Linked DNA regions of Homo sapiens: region 2 is linked to region 1. A link is a loop called in an ENCODE intact Hi-C map of the cell type or tissue named here. Cell type or tissue: PC-3. All regions are shown on one strand. Each heading gives the region's core, and the rest is flanking DNA. Links, peaks and the distances in the headings are about the cores only. Region 1 overlaps ZDHHC14 (zDHHC palmitoyltransferase 14). Region 2 overlaps TMEM242 (transmembrane protein 242).

Evidence for each region. Peaks named below come from ENCODE experiments on the same cell type or tissue, not always from the same donor. Only the 100,000 strongest peaks of a DNase experiment are listed, where the experiment ranks them.
Region 2: a loop joins it to region 1, with 6 times the contacts of the local background. A loop is called at or near these places in 9 of 110 quality-filtered maps.

What each region holds. Positions count from the first base shown.
Region 1 is chr6:157,531,559-157,539,893 of GRCh38, reverse strand. All of the region lies in intron 1 of ZDHHC14 (zDHHC palmitoyltransferase 14), which reads right to left. Among named protein-coding and RNA genes, the nearest start is that of MIR3692, 6.6 kb to the right of the region's middle. RefSeq lists enhancers at 5,767-6,267, 6,268-6,768, 7,335-8,239, 8,240-8,335. In PC-3, for the core only: no CTCF peak of the experiment used is centred there; a DNase peak (open chromatin) is centred at 3,873; H3K4me3 peaks cover 1,184 bases; H3K27ac peaks cover 1,707 bases.
Region 2 is chr6:157,310,402-157,318,736 of GRCh38, reverse strand. The region is part of intron 3 of TMEM242 (transmembrane protein 242); the gene reads left to right. Among named protein-coding and RNA genes, the nearest start is that of TMEM242, 9.0 kb to the left of the region's middle. RefSeq lists enhancers at 4,124-5,115, 5,116-6,108, 7,395-7,932, 7,933-8,335 and a silencer at 5,646-5,941. In PC-3, for the core only: CTCF peaks have their summits at 3,629 and 3,834 (motif pointing left); DNase peaks (open chromatin) are centred at 1,426 and 3,826; H3K27ac peaks cover 498 bases.

The sequences.
Region 1 (8,335 bases), core at 72-8,071:
TAGCAAACAGTGCCATTTAAGCAAATGAAAGAGTAATAATCCCAGTGAATAACGGTAACTTCTACCTTGATGTGAAGTTAAGCCCCCTCCACTACCCCAGCTCGCCAGCTGCAGTTTCTGGCCCCTCCACGGTGGAGAATAAAGCAGGTGAAGTAGAGAGGGAGGCAGGAAAGAGCCTACAGGAAGAGTTCTGTTACAAGGCGACTATGTGCTCTGGGTCTAGGAGATGGTTAAACCGGCTCTACCTAGACTCGCATTGGTGAGTGCTTTGGACGCCCCGGGGGAACCTAGGTGCATGGCCCACTTGCAATGTCTTCCTCTTTCCCTCTTCTTAAATAGAAACGGCCAGCTTCCTCCCACTCAGGGACTTCCTTCCACGCTGTTTTGCCTTCCAGTCCCTCCTCTCAGAAGCCCTCTTTGTCTTCTCTCCGGGGGACAGCTGGAACAGTGATCTGTTTGTTTGTTTATTTATTTATTTATTATCTTTCTGGAGACAGGGCCTCACTCTGCTGCCCAGGCTGGAGTGCAGTGGTATGATCATGGCTCACTGCAGCTTTGAACTCCTGGGGCTCAAGAGATTCTCCCAGCTCAGCCTCCTGAGTGGCTGGAACTACAGGTCCTCACCACCACACCTGGCTAATTTTTTGTGTGTTTTGTAGAAACACTTTGTTGCCCAGGCTGGTCTCAAACTCCTGGGCTCGAGTAATCCTCCTGCCTCAGCCTCCCAAAGTGCTGGGATTACAGGAATAAGCCACCACACCCAGCCTAGAACAGTGACCTCATACCTGCCTACCATGATCCCCTCCTTCAATCTGTCCCAACCACCACCGCCAGCTCCAATCACACGTGTCTCTGCTCAAAAGCCCTCCATGCTTCCGCCGTTCCTACCAAATGAAGCTCGAGCTCCTTATCTGGTGTCCAAGTCCCCCACAGTCACCTTCTCTCCCTCTCTCTCACTGCCCCCTCCTGAATCCCAGCAATGGCCACACCTAACATTTGGGCGTCTCAGGCAGGCACCCGCTTTCACTCACCGCCAGCGCTGCCTGTCCAGCCCACGTGTCTGGAACACCCGCACCTCCCATTCAGCATGTTGATGCTCCCAACTTTCCAGTTCCAGCTCAATACCGCTTCCTGAAAAGCCTTGGTAGAGTTTCTGGGCTCACCCCCTAAGCAGAAGGGATCGCTTCTTTCTCTGAACCCCCACCGTGTTTTTCTTTGCTCCTCTCCTTGGACATGTGGCTATTTGTGGACATGCTCCATGCACCTCACTAGATTAAAAGTCCTGGAGGGTGAGACTGGCTCCTGTTCCTCTTTGTGTCCTTTGTAGCACCTAGCAGGATGCCTCGCATGATGTAAAATGCAACTAAGTTTGATAAATATTTGTTGAGTAGCTGAATGAATAGAATCCATTTAGTGAATTTTACTGTAACACCTGAAAGAGGAGGAGAGTCAAGTCACCCATACCCTCAGCAACCACAGACCTGGTCTAGAACTTCTCTACTTTTGTCAGCTCGCTAGGTCCTGTAACTTCCTTCAGACAGATGCTAAGGCCCAGTTCCTTCTGCGAGGCTCCCTCAGCTGAGAGGACAGGATATTCCTCAGCTCGCTGAGCCGAGTGTGCCTCATGTTCACCTTCTGTGGGCATTTGCTGGAACCTCTAAGACCCTCCATGTGCTAAAGTTCTAGTAGATGCAGCACCATATGTTGGTACAACTCTGTATAATGCTAGGTGCTCTGTGACAGTCCCGTTCCACCAGCCTCTGTGTGTGACAGAGGACAGTGCTGAGTTTGTCCTAGAAATCCTCAACAACTCACTTTTTATAAAAGTGGCAGAATTCCCAACCCTAAACAATGAGGTCAGGGCTACTGAGACACCTTCAAAATGCTGCTTAGAAAAAGCATAGAGCATCTGTAGTCCTTGTGGTAAAGACAAGGCAATAAGCAGACCCTGCCCATGACTGTGAATGTTAACCTCCTGAAGGAGGTGAGACTAATGGGACATCCCAGTTGACCCACAGACTGGCACGGCTTCACAGCTGAAGGAAGCACTGTGCACAGTATGGCAAATTCTTAGTCCGAGCTCAGATGACTTGAAAATGGCTCCTCCATATTTCTGAGCAACTGTGGATGGGAACTCCAATGCTGAGTGCCATCTGTGTTGAGGAAGACTCCATCCCCAAGGGCCTGGATCTGATACAAGATGATGAGGCAGCTGCCAAAGATATAAACACCAAATGGAATCCTATTTCTGTCTCAAGAATTGTGACCTACATACAACTCAGGGCAGTGTAGCAAACAGGCTACAGGCATCTTAGTCTTCATAAAGATTAACTGGAAAGTGACAGGGGGAAAAATAAGAATACATCTTCATAACATAAAAGAAATTAGCTAATTTAGCACCGGATACTAAAATGATGAGAAGCCTTTACAGAACTCTCCCTCCAATCATATACATCAGCAAGAGCTGTTTGATTTTGGATATGATGATAAATACCTATGCACAAACTGCCAAAGCATTGTACATTAGAGGTACAGAAATTCATTCCAGGTAATAATTAGAAATGTAGCACTGCCAAAAGATTATATGGAATTTTTTTCAGTTCAAATAGCAATCTCTTTGAATCTTTAGTAAAAATTGTTTTTGTGCATTGATGTTTATACATGAAAAATGGAACTGTTTTCTGGGCGCTATATTATCTGAGACCACACAATCAGAGTGCATCCTTCCTCTGCTCAGAACTAAATATTTGATATTGGTCATTAAAAAGATAGATGGAGCCGGGCGCGGTGGCTCACGCCTGTAATCCCAGCACTTTGGGAGGCCGAGGCGGGCGGATCACGAGGTCAGGAGATCGAGACCATCCCGGCTAAAACGGTGAAACCCCGTCTCTACTAAAAATACAAAAAATTAGCCGGGCGTAGTGGCGGGCGCCTGTAGTCCCAGCTACTTGGGAGGCTGAGGCAGGAGAATGGCGTGAACCCGGGAGGCGGAGCTTGCAGTGAGCCGAGATCCCGCCACTGCACTCCAGCCTGGGCGACAGAGCGAGACTCTGTCTCAAAAAAAAAAAAAAAAAGATAGATGGAGGGATAGATAGACAGACAGACAGGCAGACAGATAGATAGATATAAAATCATTTTAGCATCAAACAGACACTGACATCCCAGAATCAATACTGTCATTAATTCTATATTCATGTTTAGAGACTGGCTTACAGGTTAGAATTTGACATAATGCTGATTCCTTGAACAAAACCCCTAAGACTAAATTAATTTCTTAAACATTTGGATAAGAAACATGGATTTCATTATTGGGTAATTAGGTCACTCTGTTTTCCAGAGGACATTCTTTGGGAGAAGATTAACTTAAAAACTAAACAAAACAAAAGAACAATATTAACAAGATATAGCAGAGACATTAAAACCAAGTGCCCTTTGGAACAAGAAGTAGAGAATCTTTTCCTGTATCAAAACAATTTGAGTCCTCTTTTAATGTTTTGTCTATAAATGGATACACATAAAAAAAGTTTGTTAATAGTAGCTCATGACTCCTGACTGCAGCAAATGGCCTACATTTGATATTTTTGGTCTGTCCTGTACGTATGAAAGCATAAACATGAGAATAACTGTTTTTTAGACATAACCACGAGGCATACATTTATTATTACACAGGAAGAGGAAGTGGCCTTGCTGCATTATTGCCACACTCCAATCCAGGGAGTTGCTACTTTGCAGAAATCACAAAGTAACCTAGCATTTTAAGTTTCAGATTCTCGATTGCAAAGCATTTCAATAATAAGTAGCTAAGGCAAACAATCATAAATGAAATAACCTGAGCCAATGACTCACACATCTGAAATAATCAGAGTAGCATTGTGAGAAATGGAGGTTTTAAGGGTTGCAATAGAAATGACCCCTTTTCCTTTTCAAATGAGTCACTGCAAAACAAAGGTACTTTTCACTTACAGGCAGGAACATAAGCACCATTCATTTTGTGATTTGTTCCTTAATCACATACTTAGAAATAAATCTACCACCACAAGGCAAAGATGAGCGCATTACTTGGAGACAAATAGAGGAAAAAGTAGATTCAGAAATCATATCCACTCACAACTCCAGAATAGGAAAAACCAAATAGATGATTTCATAAAACTCCCAAGAGTGACATTCCCCTACAAGATCACGATGGCAGGACCCCGTGCCTGGAAAGCACGATTAGTGACTAATCGTGTTAATTACCCCAGACGCACAGAGCCAGGAGTCTATGCATGCCTGTATGAAGGGAGGGAATTTAAATCAATGAGCCCAGGGACTAACGTGGAAAATATGAGCAAAGCAAGCTGGAAGGAAAAGCTCAAACCCAGAGAGCATGGAGGTGACAGTAGAACTCCACATACCCATTTGTAGACTACAAACTTGATGTTCAGTTTCATCAAAGCTCAACAGCTCTTTTTCACACGCGTCTCTCTGTCTACCTTTGTCGGGTGAGAACTGTAGCTTTCAGGCTTGCTAAGGGAGGAGGAAGGTGAAGGTCACCCTACCGAGTCGAGGAATGTCACTTAGGAAATCTGGTTTTTCCCTACAGGACTTCTGGCTAGATGCAGAGTTAAACAGGGATGTCTCCAAACACAGCACAGTCTTGCCTTGAACCTGCAGAGTTCATGAGTGAGGAGAGGGGCTCCAGGCTTCAAGCACTTGCGTGAACAGAGAGCGGAGGAGGGGAGACAAGGAGAGTGCTCTCTTCTGCCCGTGGGGCCCAAACACCCTCCAAGCATGCAAGACAGAGTTAGTGTCCTTACTCTTAACTCAGGGCCTCCCAGACCACCCAGAGAGGTCTACTTAAGATACAGGACCTGGGAATCTGTAGCTTTATAATACAGGCTTCAAATCATAGTGTGTAAACAGCCCAATTTACTCATCTACTATTGAGAATGTACAAGAGCTTACTAGTGAATATTGTGGTGCATCAACATTTTTGCCAAGTGATTCTGAGTTGCATTTAAAATTCCAGGAAGAGGCCGGGAGTGCCTATAATCCCAACACTTTGGGAGGCTGAGGTGGGCAGATTGCTTGAGCTCAGGAGTTTGAGACCAGCCTGGGCAACATGGCGAAACCCCGTCTCTACAAAAAAAATACAAAAACCAGCTGGCTGTGGTAGTGTGTGACTGTAGTCCCAACCACTTGGGAGGCTGAGGTGGGAGGCTGGCTTGACCCTGGGAGGCTGAGGCTGCAGTGAGCCAAGATCATGCCACCGCACTCCAGCCTGGGCAACAGAGCCAGACCCTGTCTCAAAAACATGAAATGAAATGAAATGAAATGAAATGAAATGAAATGAAATGAAATGAAATGAAATGAAATGAAATAGAATTCCAGGAAGCCAGAGGCTTCTGGGTAGCATGTGAATCATGGGAGGGAAAGCCAACACTGTTTTGCCCCAAAAGTTGCTCTTTAATGTCCAGACATTACTTAGGCATGGCAACCACATGCCCCAGATTTCCCATTCGAGTCCTGGTTCAGGTGAATGTTTTGTCATTTTCAGACCATGTGTGGCTGCTGAGCTAATTGGCCAAAGTAACTCCATTTTGCTTTCTGTGCATCCTGGAACCGTAAGGCATCGTCAGGGCAAGCCAGGGCCCTTCCGAGAAAGCTCTTCCTAGAGCTGCTGGTGTGTGTGCTGGGAAGACCTGCACATACCAAGCGTCCAGGGTAGTGATTTGGGATTTGTCCTGGCACTAAACAGCATTCTAAGGTTTAGCTGCCTCTGACCCTGGCTTATATTTGAAGGGTGTCCATTCTGCCTCCCTTCTGGAAACTCTGTATAGGAAAGTCATAGCTCTATTCATAATTCTTGTTTCATCCAATCTAAGGTACCCCACATTTTAAGATGTATCATTAAGGGGAAATGTGCCAAATCAGATAATATTCCCTAACCACAAGGGATCTTTATTTCATACTTATTGAAAGAGTTATTATAGACTTAATTAGACACCAATTTAAAAATCATATATCATTATTGTGCATACATTTTAAAAAATGCAAGTGAACTAAATTGGCCACAGTATTCCTAAAACATCTCCACATTTAGAGCCTGAGGCAGAGGTGTCTGCTTGAGGGCTTTCCACGTTGCAGCCTCCTGAGCCCATCAAAGCATGGCCCGGCTCTTCTGCTTCCCCCTAGGCTGCACTCCGTGCCCAATGCACCAGCTCAAGCCAGAGCACGTCCCTCCTCTGCTCAGAACTAAAGCCAGGTACTTGCCGAGGCTACAAAGCCATCTGGCTCCTGTGACCTCTTTGACCTCATCTTCCTCCCTCCTGCCGACCCCTGCAGCTCTGGAACAAGCCAGGCCTGCCTCTCCTCTGGGCTTTTGCCTGTGCCTTCCCCCTGCCTGGAACTCCCTCCCTACAGGGAGCCATAGAGCTCCTCCCAGCCTTTGCTCAAATATCACCATCTCTGTAGAGCCTTCCCTGACTGTGCTGCACACAATCTCCAAACTGCAGCCCTCCTATGACCAGCCATCCCGTCTCCACCAACCCCAACCCCTTCCAGCTTTTACTCTTCCCATAGCACTTATCCCCACTTGGCACACTGTTAATATATATACTTCCTTGCTTACTGTCTGACCCCACTAGAAAAAAGCTCAATGCAATGAGGACGTGTATCTGCTTGGTTCACTGATGTAACCTCCAGTGCCTAGAATTCAGTCTAGCACATAGTTGACCTTACAATAACTATTTGTTAGATGAAATGAAGAGACATCTAAAAAAACACAGGATACAAAGTACAGCGGAGACAATCCTATTTGTGTTTCAAACACATCTATATTTGTAACTAGAAGAATGTGCCCCATTATCTCATTATCCCTGGGTGATTTTCTGCATATGTGCGTTTTGGTGGTTTCCAAATTTTCTTAATTAAAGCATGGCTTATTTTTGTAGTAGAGAAATATGTTATTAAAAATAAATGCATAAGTACTTGTTGAACTAAAAAAGAAGATAATTGCCGAAATATTAAAATCTGCCTGTGCTTTTAAAAACTCAACTATCCATAAAGAAGATGCTTGACGATAATGTATATTCTCTGTTGGATTGAAACCTCAGCGGGCTGAAGCTCTTGATTTTTGCAAGTTGTCTTACAATACCTTAATTAGTCTAATTGTTTTGGGGTATGGAGGATCATACATTTGAGAAGGCAAAACCCAGGTTATCTCCTATCTCAGCTCTGGTCTGTACCCAACTTCTTGGAGGAATGTGACTAGAGAAAGTTCTTCTGTCATCCTTGCAGATTTCTGTCTTAAACTGGGTATTTATTTAAAGTACAGGACAAGGCCACACATATAGGGCCCAACTCCCCTCAGTTCCAGCAAGCCCCCTGGAGATCCGGAATCTCAGAGGCCTGCTAGATTCCCTTTTTCTTTCCTTGGGTTGCGGGTGGTCTAGGGATGGCAAGATGGGAAAGGAGGCGTTCAGGAATGAGAAAGAATCAAATGCTATACAAATTAAATCTCCTCAACACCGGCAATGTTCATGGAATTGAACCCAAACGCTGGATAGCTCATCAGTGAGCACTGTTTGGCAATGAATTGCTCAACAGAGACATTTTCAACAAAATATGAATTAGTTTAATCATTACATGTTCAAGAAAACCTTGTTGGAAGGAAAATGCCCTGCCTTGTTTCAGATTGCACACTGAACACCACTGAGGCTCTCCTCCCATCCCAAGGCCCTGGGGCCATCAGGCTGCCTGCTGGGAGGTGGCCCAGGGGTGTGGCTGCTGGTGCCACCAGGAGACGCCTGCTGTGCCTGCTCCTCCTCCCCCAGCGGCTCCTTCCCCAGTGCTTCCATGGCCAGGGGCCCCACACTAGGGCTTCAATTGCTCACCCAGGGTGGGCAGGCAGTGAGCACAGCTTTACCCAGGACTGGGGCCTCTGCCAGGGAGCTGGCACCCCCACGCCCATCCCGCAGAACGAGGCCAGGCCCTCTGGGACAGTCACACTGCACAAAGTCCAGATGTTACCGCTACGGAAAAGTGTCTTCGGCGTTACGAAGATGCAGTAACTCAAGGCCTTTGGGGAAAAGGCACATTTGAGTCTTGGAAAGTTTTTCCAGAGCTGGAGAACAAGTCTACGAGTACCGTGGATGCAGGAGATGACTGAGTCTCCTTCACGCCTTCATTCAGGCACTCGGCACACAGCCACTGAATACACACTACCTGCCAGCAAGCTGCACCATGTGCTAGGAAAGCAGGAAGATCAAGACAAGACCCTCGCTTCCTGGCAGCTCACATTCCAGTGTGGGGGTTGGGGGGTGGGGCAAATCAGCACACTACAAACAAAAGAGCA
Region 2 (8,335 bases), core at 26-8,025, 220 kb after region 1:
CTTACTGTGTTCTAAATTTTTCTGGTTTTCAAATTTATTTGCATGTAGTTTGGTCACTGTCTAGGGAGATGATGACAGAGTACGTGACTAAATTCTTACAAATAACTAGACAACTTCTTATTACTAATAAATACAATTTTTGAAGGTGGTAAAACTTCAAATATAATTAAGTAATGACTAATTTATAGCTAATGTTCTATATAAATTGACATTAGGGCGAGTGCAGTGGGTTATGCCTGTAATCCCAGCACCTTGGGAGCCTGCGGCAGGCAAATCACTTGAGCTCTGAAGTCCAAAACCAGCCTGGGCAATGTAAAGAAACCCTGTCTCTATAAAAAAATTAGCTGGGTGTGGTGGCATGCGCCTATAGTCCTAGCTACTCAGAAGGCTGAGGGAGGAGGATCACCTGAGCCTCACAGGCTGAGGCTGCAGTGTGCCAAGATCATTGCGCTTCAGCCTTGGCAGCGGGGTAAGACCCTGTCTCAAAAACAAAGTAGAATAAATAAACAAATTGACATTAGCGATTTGTTCAATAAAATTATTAATTTGGAACAACTTTCTATTGCTGTTTGACATATATATATAATCTTTGTAAAAGTTAAAGCATTTTAAAATTAATTATTTAAATTACTAATGTGTTATTTACACATTTTTGGAAAAAATCCTAAAATCTTGTGTGTCTGTGTCTGTGTTTGTGTATATATGTAAAATTTATACTTCAAGCTACAGAGCATTACATTAAGAATGACTGCCTTCTTTTTTTAAACAACTGGTTGGAAGTTCTGTGGACCGGACCCTTCGTGACTGGTGAGAATTGGCAGTAGTTTGAGATAGGTGGCAGCGGTAAAGTTGATGAAAACAGATGTCGATATATTTTGAAGGTCAAGTCAGCAAAGATTTGTTGTTGATTGGATGTGGGGTGTGAGAAAGAGTGAAGTTGGATGTCATCAAGACTTTTGGCCTGAGCAACTGAAGGATGGGTGGGGAGCAGTGTGAGAAAAGGAGGTATTGGGAGATAATGTCAGGAGCTCAATCTGACTTGTGAGGTTGACACATCCGTTTGATAGTGAGATGGAGAGCAAGTAAGCAGTTAGATATAGAAGTTGAGAGTTAGGGGAGAAGTACAAGGTGAAGATTTGAATTTGAGACTCATCAGTATATGGCTAGCATTTAAAGCTGTGAGACTAGATTAACTCACCAAGGCAGTGAAGGTTGAAAGAAAAGAGAAGAGGTCTGAGGAAGGAACTCTTGGGGACTCCTAATGTTAAGAGGTTGGGGAATGAGGGGAAAGTACCCTACTGAAGAGGGAAATCTCCTTGGCCTGGTGACTTGGACACCCGGTGAAGAAAACACTTCAAGGAGAAGTGACTGACTGTGTTGTATGCTGGTGATAAGTTACGTAAGATGAGGACTGATGATTCACCCGGTTTGGCAGTGTGACAGCCATTGGTGAAATGGTGGAGTGAAGCCTGAGTGATTCAAAAGAGAATAGAGGAGAATCAGAGGCAGTATATCTAGGTGAGTCTTGAGTTTTGCCACAAAGTGAAGGAAGGAAATGGGGTCATAGCTGGAAAAAAGAATGGGATCAAGAGATAAGTTTTTACTTGTTATATTTTACATTGGGAGAATTAACAGCATGTATATGCTGATGGGAATGATTCAGCAGGGAGGAAGAAACTGGGGCAAGTTGGCAGGGTTGCAGGAACAACCTCATAGACATTATTGAGCTTTTCATATTTAGTTTAATCGTAAACAAACATAAACATTACTGTGCTTTCCACTCAGAATACACTGATAGACAGATGATGGTGCTTTTCTCCTAGTCTAACCTTTGTTTTTAAAATTTATTTTTATTTTCGACTCTTTGGAGACAAGGTCTTCCTCTGTCACCCAGGATGGAGTGCAGTGGTGTGACCTCAGCTCACTGCAGCCTCCTGGGCTCGAGCAACCTTCCCACCTCAGCCTCCTGTGTAGCTGGGACCACAGATGCATGTCACTATGCCTGGCTCATTTTTTTTATTTTTTGTAGAGATGAGGTCTCATTATGTTGCCCAGGCTGGTTGCGAACTCCTGGACTCAAGCGATCTTCTGCCTCAGCCTCCCGAAGTGCTGGGATTAAAGGTGTGAGCCACTGCACCTGGCCCTCACCTTGATTTTTGAGTTAACTTTGCTGGCTAATCATTGTTTGTAATGCTAAATTAGAGATTGCTTGAAAAGACAGAAAACCTGTGACTGAAGATTTTTCATGATTTTTGCTGTTAACCTCAATTTTGCTTTCGACCAATATAAAATCTCTTCTTCCATTTTAGGCATTCTACAGACATTTTAGACATAGCAGATTATTTAATCTTCATAATAACTATCTAGCAGATATTAATATCCCCCATTTTATAAATGAGGAAATTGGGGCTCAAAGAGGTTAAATCACTTGCCCAAGATGACATAACATGTGATTGGCAGTGTCAAGATTTAAACCCAGGTCTGAATCTTCAGATTATTAAGTAGTACTTAGTAATAAAGTTATTAAGCTTCTAGTTTCTATAAAAATGACAGTCTGCTAGCACTTTACATGAACTGTGTGGAACTGATATGTGATGTTTCCAGTGTTTAGTAATGTGGGTCACAAACTTAGTAAAATTTTAAGGTATTTGAAAATACAAATAGTCTCACTTAGAAGAGTCAATCCCAGTTTTCATAAACCAACAAAATTAGGTTATCTAAATTATACACTTGATAATTCAGTGTTTATGGGCTAGAATAATCCAACTGTGCTAGAATAATCCAATTTTTTATTCATAATTATTATGGAATTTCATTTCACATAGAACACATACATTAAATACAAACATACATTTCTATTTCACACAGTGGTATATCATTTAATCAGAGGTTCCAAAGAAGGAGAGGTATTGGGAGCTATCTTGTTACCAAACAAAGCAGATACGTTTGCCCAGCACTGAAGATGGGTAGAATGTGAACTTCTTTGTTTTTTGGCATTGATACAAGGATTGCTGCCTAAATAAGATATTTTGGGGAGAAAAAATATTTTCTGGTTGGCACTACTGAATATAAGAATATGTGGAATCCTTTTATATTGCATCTTTATGTCATCCAGTGATAAGTAGGAAATATCTACTCAGCCTCTGCTGGGTACCTGGGATTGGGTTAGGTGCTGGGACCACAAAGAAAGAGAGTTCCTGACATCTTTATGTCTAAGTAAAAAGAGAGACTGCATATGCACTCTCTCTGCATATAGATCATTAGGCATATCAGTTTGATCTCCATGTTTGAGAAGGCCCACAGAAAAATGAACTCACTGATACCTTTTCAAGGTCATATCTTTTAAAGGCGGTAGTGTTTACTAATTTGCTGGTTTGTTCATTCTAAAGTCATTTGTGGGTCTCTCCTGAGCCAAGCACTGTGCTAAGACAGCGCTACCCTGTAAAGGGGTAAACCTTACCTGTTGACTTTCTAAGCAAATTCTTATGGTATGACCCTGCTCTGAGGCTTGCAGACAGCAATGTGGTATATTCAGCTCAACGTTTAGAGAGTTTTGATAATTATGAGGTTACCCTGAGTCCAGTAAGAACTTCTGTCACTGTGTACTGTCTCATCTTTGTATGACTAAGAAAACAGTCTCAGTCAGAAAATGTTAAACAGAAATGGTCCAAGTCTATGCACTCAATAAATAACTGAGATGATCATTCTAGATAAAATCAACTCCAGCGTTAAATAATTGTAAGTAGCTAGCTCGAATTGAATTGAATCTCTGATAGAAACCCAGTTCCAATACAAAAGGGTGCCATCTAATGGTTAACCTAGAGCAGCTTGATGAAAGTGCTTGCGGTTCCTATTTTAATTCGCAGCTACATCTGCTGGCCTAAAAGGGAACATGTTTAAAATGCTTAAAGTGAAACTTCGGTTTCTTTAAAGTATTTTGGTTTTACTGTTTGTTTATTCATAATTATTCTGGAATTTCATTTCACATAGAATGCATATAATAACATTAAATATAAACACATGTGTATTTTACACACTGTTATATCATTTAACCAGAGGATCTAAAGAAGGAGAGGTAGCAGAAGATGTCTTGTTAGACCAAGGCAGGTAAGTTTGCCCAGCATTGACAATGGGGAGAAATCAGTGCCAGTTCAGTATCTACCCTGCTCCCCGGCCCACCCTGGCCAACAAGCACGGCTTGACTGTTCAGTTTGTGTTCATCGATTACTTTCAACTATGGTATTTTATTATTTGATTATAATTAAGATAGCACCAATTTTATCACAATAACTTAATTCTGGAAAAAAAGATGAACATTTACTTTGGGTTTGTAGTCTCCTAAATCAGCTGTGTACATGATCATGGGAATGCATGCTGGGACACTATGATGAGGCCAGGTGAGTGCACACTGGGACACTATGATGAGGCCAGGTGAGTGCACACTGCGACACTATGATGAGGCCAGGTGAGCGCACACTGGGACACTATGATGAGGCCAGGTGAGTGCACACTGGGGCACTATGATGAGGCCAGGTGAGCGCACACTGGGACACTATGATGAGGCCGGGTGAGCGCACACAGGGACACTATGATGAGGCCGGGTGAGCGCACACTGGGACACAATGATGAGGCCGGGTGAGCGCACACTGGGGCTCTATGATGAGGCCGGGTGAGCGCACACTGCGGCACTATGACGAGGCCGGGTGAGTGCACACTGAGACACTATGAGGCTAGGTGAGCGCACACTGGGGCACTATGATGAGGCCAGGTGAGCGGACACTGGGACACTGTGATGAGGCCAGGTGAGCGCACACTGGGACACTGTGATGAGGCCAGGTGAGCGCACACTGGGGCACTGTGATGAGGCTAGGGGAGTGCACACTGGGGCACTGTGATGAGGCTAGGTGAGCGCACACTGGGGCGCTCTGATGAGGCCACGTGAGCGCACACTGGGACACTATGATTAGGCCAGGTGAGCGCACAGTGGGTCACTGTGATGAGGCCGGGTGAGCACACACGGGGACACTATGATGAGGCCAGGTGAGCGCACATTGGGACACTATGATGGGGCTAGGTGAATGCACACTGGGACACTGTGATGTGGCTAGGTGAGAGCACACTGGGGCACTATGATGGGGTTAGGTGAGCGCACACTGGGACACTATGATGAGGCTAGGTGAGCGAACACTGGGGCACTATGATGACGCCAGATGACTGCACACTGGGGTACTATGATGAGTCTAGGTGAGTGCACACTGGGGCACTATGATGAGGCCAGGTGAGCGCAGACTGGGGCACTATGATGAGGCCAGGTGAGCGCACACTGGACACTGTAATAAGGCCCGGTGAGCGTACACTGAGGCACTATGATGAGGCCAGGTGAGCGCACACTGGGGCACTATGATGAGGCCAGGTGAGCGCACACTGGGACACTATGATGATGCCGGATGAGCGCACACTGGGACACTATGATGAGGCCAGGTGAGCACACTCTGCGACACTATGATGAGGCCAGGTGAGGGCACACTGAGGCACTATGATGAGGCCGGGTGAGCGCACAGTGGGACACTATGATGAGGCCAGGTGAGCGCACACTGGGACACTATGATGAGGCCGGGTGAGCACACACTGGGACACTTTGATGAGGCCAGGTGAGTGCATACTGGGACCCTATGATGAGGCCAGGTGAGTGCACACTGGGACACTATGATGAGGCTAGGTGAGCGGACACTGGGACACTATGATGAGGCTAGGTGAGCGCACACTGAGGCACTATGATGAGGCCGGGTGAGCGCACACTGGGGCACTATGATGATGCCGGGTGAGCGCACAGTGGGACACTATGATGAGGCTAGGTGAGTGCACACTGGGACACTATGATGAGGCCAGGTGAGTGCACACTGTGGCACTATGATGAGGCTAGTTGAGTTCACACTGGGGCATTATGATGAAGCTAGGTGAGCGCACACTGTGACAGTAAGATGAGGCCAGGTGAGCGCACACTGGGACAGTAAGATGAGGCCAGGTGAGCGCACACTGGGACACTATGATGAGGCTAGGTGAGTGCACCCTGGGGCACTATGATGAGGCCGGGTGAGTGCACACTGCGACACTATGGTGAGGCTAGGTGAGTGCACACTGCGGCACTATGATGAGGCCGGGTGAGCGTACACTGGGGCACTATGATGAGGCTAGCTGAGTGCACACTGGGGCGGTATGATGAGGCTCGGTGAGTGCACACTGGGACACTATGATGAGGCTAGGTGAGTGCACGCTGGGGCACTATGAGGCTCGGTGAGTGCACACTGTGACACTATGATGAGGCTAGGTGAGTGGATACTGCGGTACTATGATGAGGGCAGGTGAGTGCACACTGGGACATGATGAGGCTAGGTGATTGCACACTGGGGCACTATAATGAGGTCAGATCAACGCACACTGGGGCACTATGTTGAGGCTAGGTGAGTGCACACTGGGAAACTATGATAAGGCTAGATGAGTGTACACTGGGGCACTATGATGACGCTAGCTCAGTGCACACTGGGACACTATGATGAGGCCGGGTGAGTGCACACTGGGACACTATGATGAGGCCAGGTGAGCGCACACTGGGACACTATGATGAGGCTAGGTGAGGGGACACTAGGGCACTATGTTGAGGCTAGGTGAGCGCACACTGGGACACTATGATGAGGCCGGTTGAGTGCACACTGGGGCACTATGCTGAGGCTAGGTGAGTGCTCACTGGGGCACTATGATGAGGCCAGGTGATTGCACACTGGGACACTATGATGAGGCCGTATGCGTGCACACTGGAACACTATGATGAGGCTAGGTGAGCGCACACTGGAACACTATGATGAGGCTAGGTGAGCGCACACTGGGACACTATGATGAGGCTAGGTGAACACACACTGGGACACTATAATGAGGCTCGGTGTGTGCACACGGGGGCACTATGATGAGGCTAGGTGAGTGCACACTGGGAAACTATGATAAGGCTAGATGAGTGTACACTGGGGCACTATGATGACGCTAGCTCAGTGCACACTGGGACACTATGATGAGGCCGGGTGAGTGCACACTGGGACACTATGATGAGGCCAGGTGAGCGCACACTGGGACACTATGATGAGGCTAGGTGAGGGGACACTAGGGCACTATGTTGAGGCTAGGTGAGCGCACACTGGGACACTATGATGAGGCCGGTTGAGTGCACACTGGGGCACTATGCTGAGGCTAGGTGAGTGCTCACTGGGGCACTATGATGAGGCCAGGTGATTGCACACTGGGACACTATGATGAGGCCGTATGCGTGCACACTGGAACACTATGATGAGGCTAGGTGAGCGCACACTGGAACACTATGATGAGGCTAGGTGAGCGCACACTGGGACACTATGATGAGGCTAGGTGAACACACACTGGGACACTATAATGAGGCTCGGTGTGTGCACACGGGGGCACTATGATGAGGCTAGGTGAGCGCACACTGGGACACTATGATGAGGCTAGGTGAGCGCACAGTCGGACAGTATGATCAGGCTGGGTGAGCGCACATTCGGACACTATGATGGGGCTAGGTGAGTGCACACTGGGACACTATGATGGGGCTAGGTGAGTGCACACTGGGACACTATGATGTGGCTAGGTGTGAGCACACTGGGGCACTATGATGGGGTTAGGTGAGCGCACACTGGGACACTATGATGAGGCTAGGTGACTGCACACTGGGGAGGCTAGGTTAGCGCATACTGGGACACTATGATGAGGCCAGGTGAGTGCACACTGGGGCACTATGATGAGGCTAGGTGAGTGCACACTGGGGCACTATGATGAGGCTAGGTGAGTGCACACTGGGGCACTATGATGAGGCTAGGTGAGTGCACACTGGGACACTATGATGAGGCCGGGTGAGTGCACACTGGGACCCTATGATGAGGCCGGGTGAGTGCACACTGGGACCCTATGATGAGGCCGGGTGAGTGCACACTGGGACACTATGATGAGGCTAGCTGAGTGCACACTGGGGCACTATGATGAGGCTAGGTGAGCGCACACTGGGACACTATGATGAGGCCGGGTGAGCGAACACTGGGACACTATGATGAGGCTAGGTGAGGGCACACTGGGGCACTATGATGAGGCCGGGTGAGCGCACACTGGGGCACTATGATGAGGCTAGGTGAGCGCACACTGGGATACCATGATGAGGCCAGGTGAGTGTACACTGGGACACTATGATGAGGCTAGGTGAGCACACACTGGGGCACTGTGATGAGGCTAGGTGAGTGCACACTGGGACACTATGATGAGGCCAGGTGAGTGCCCACTG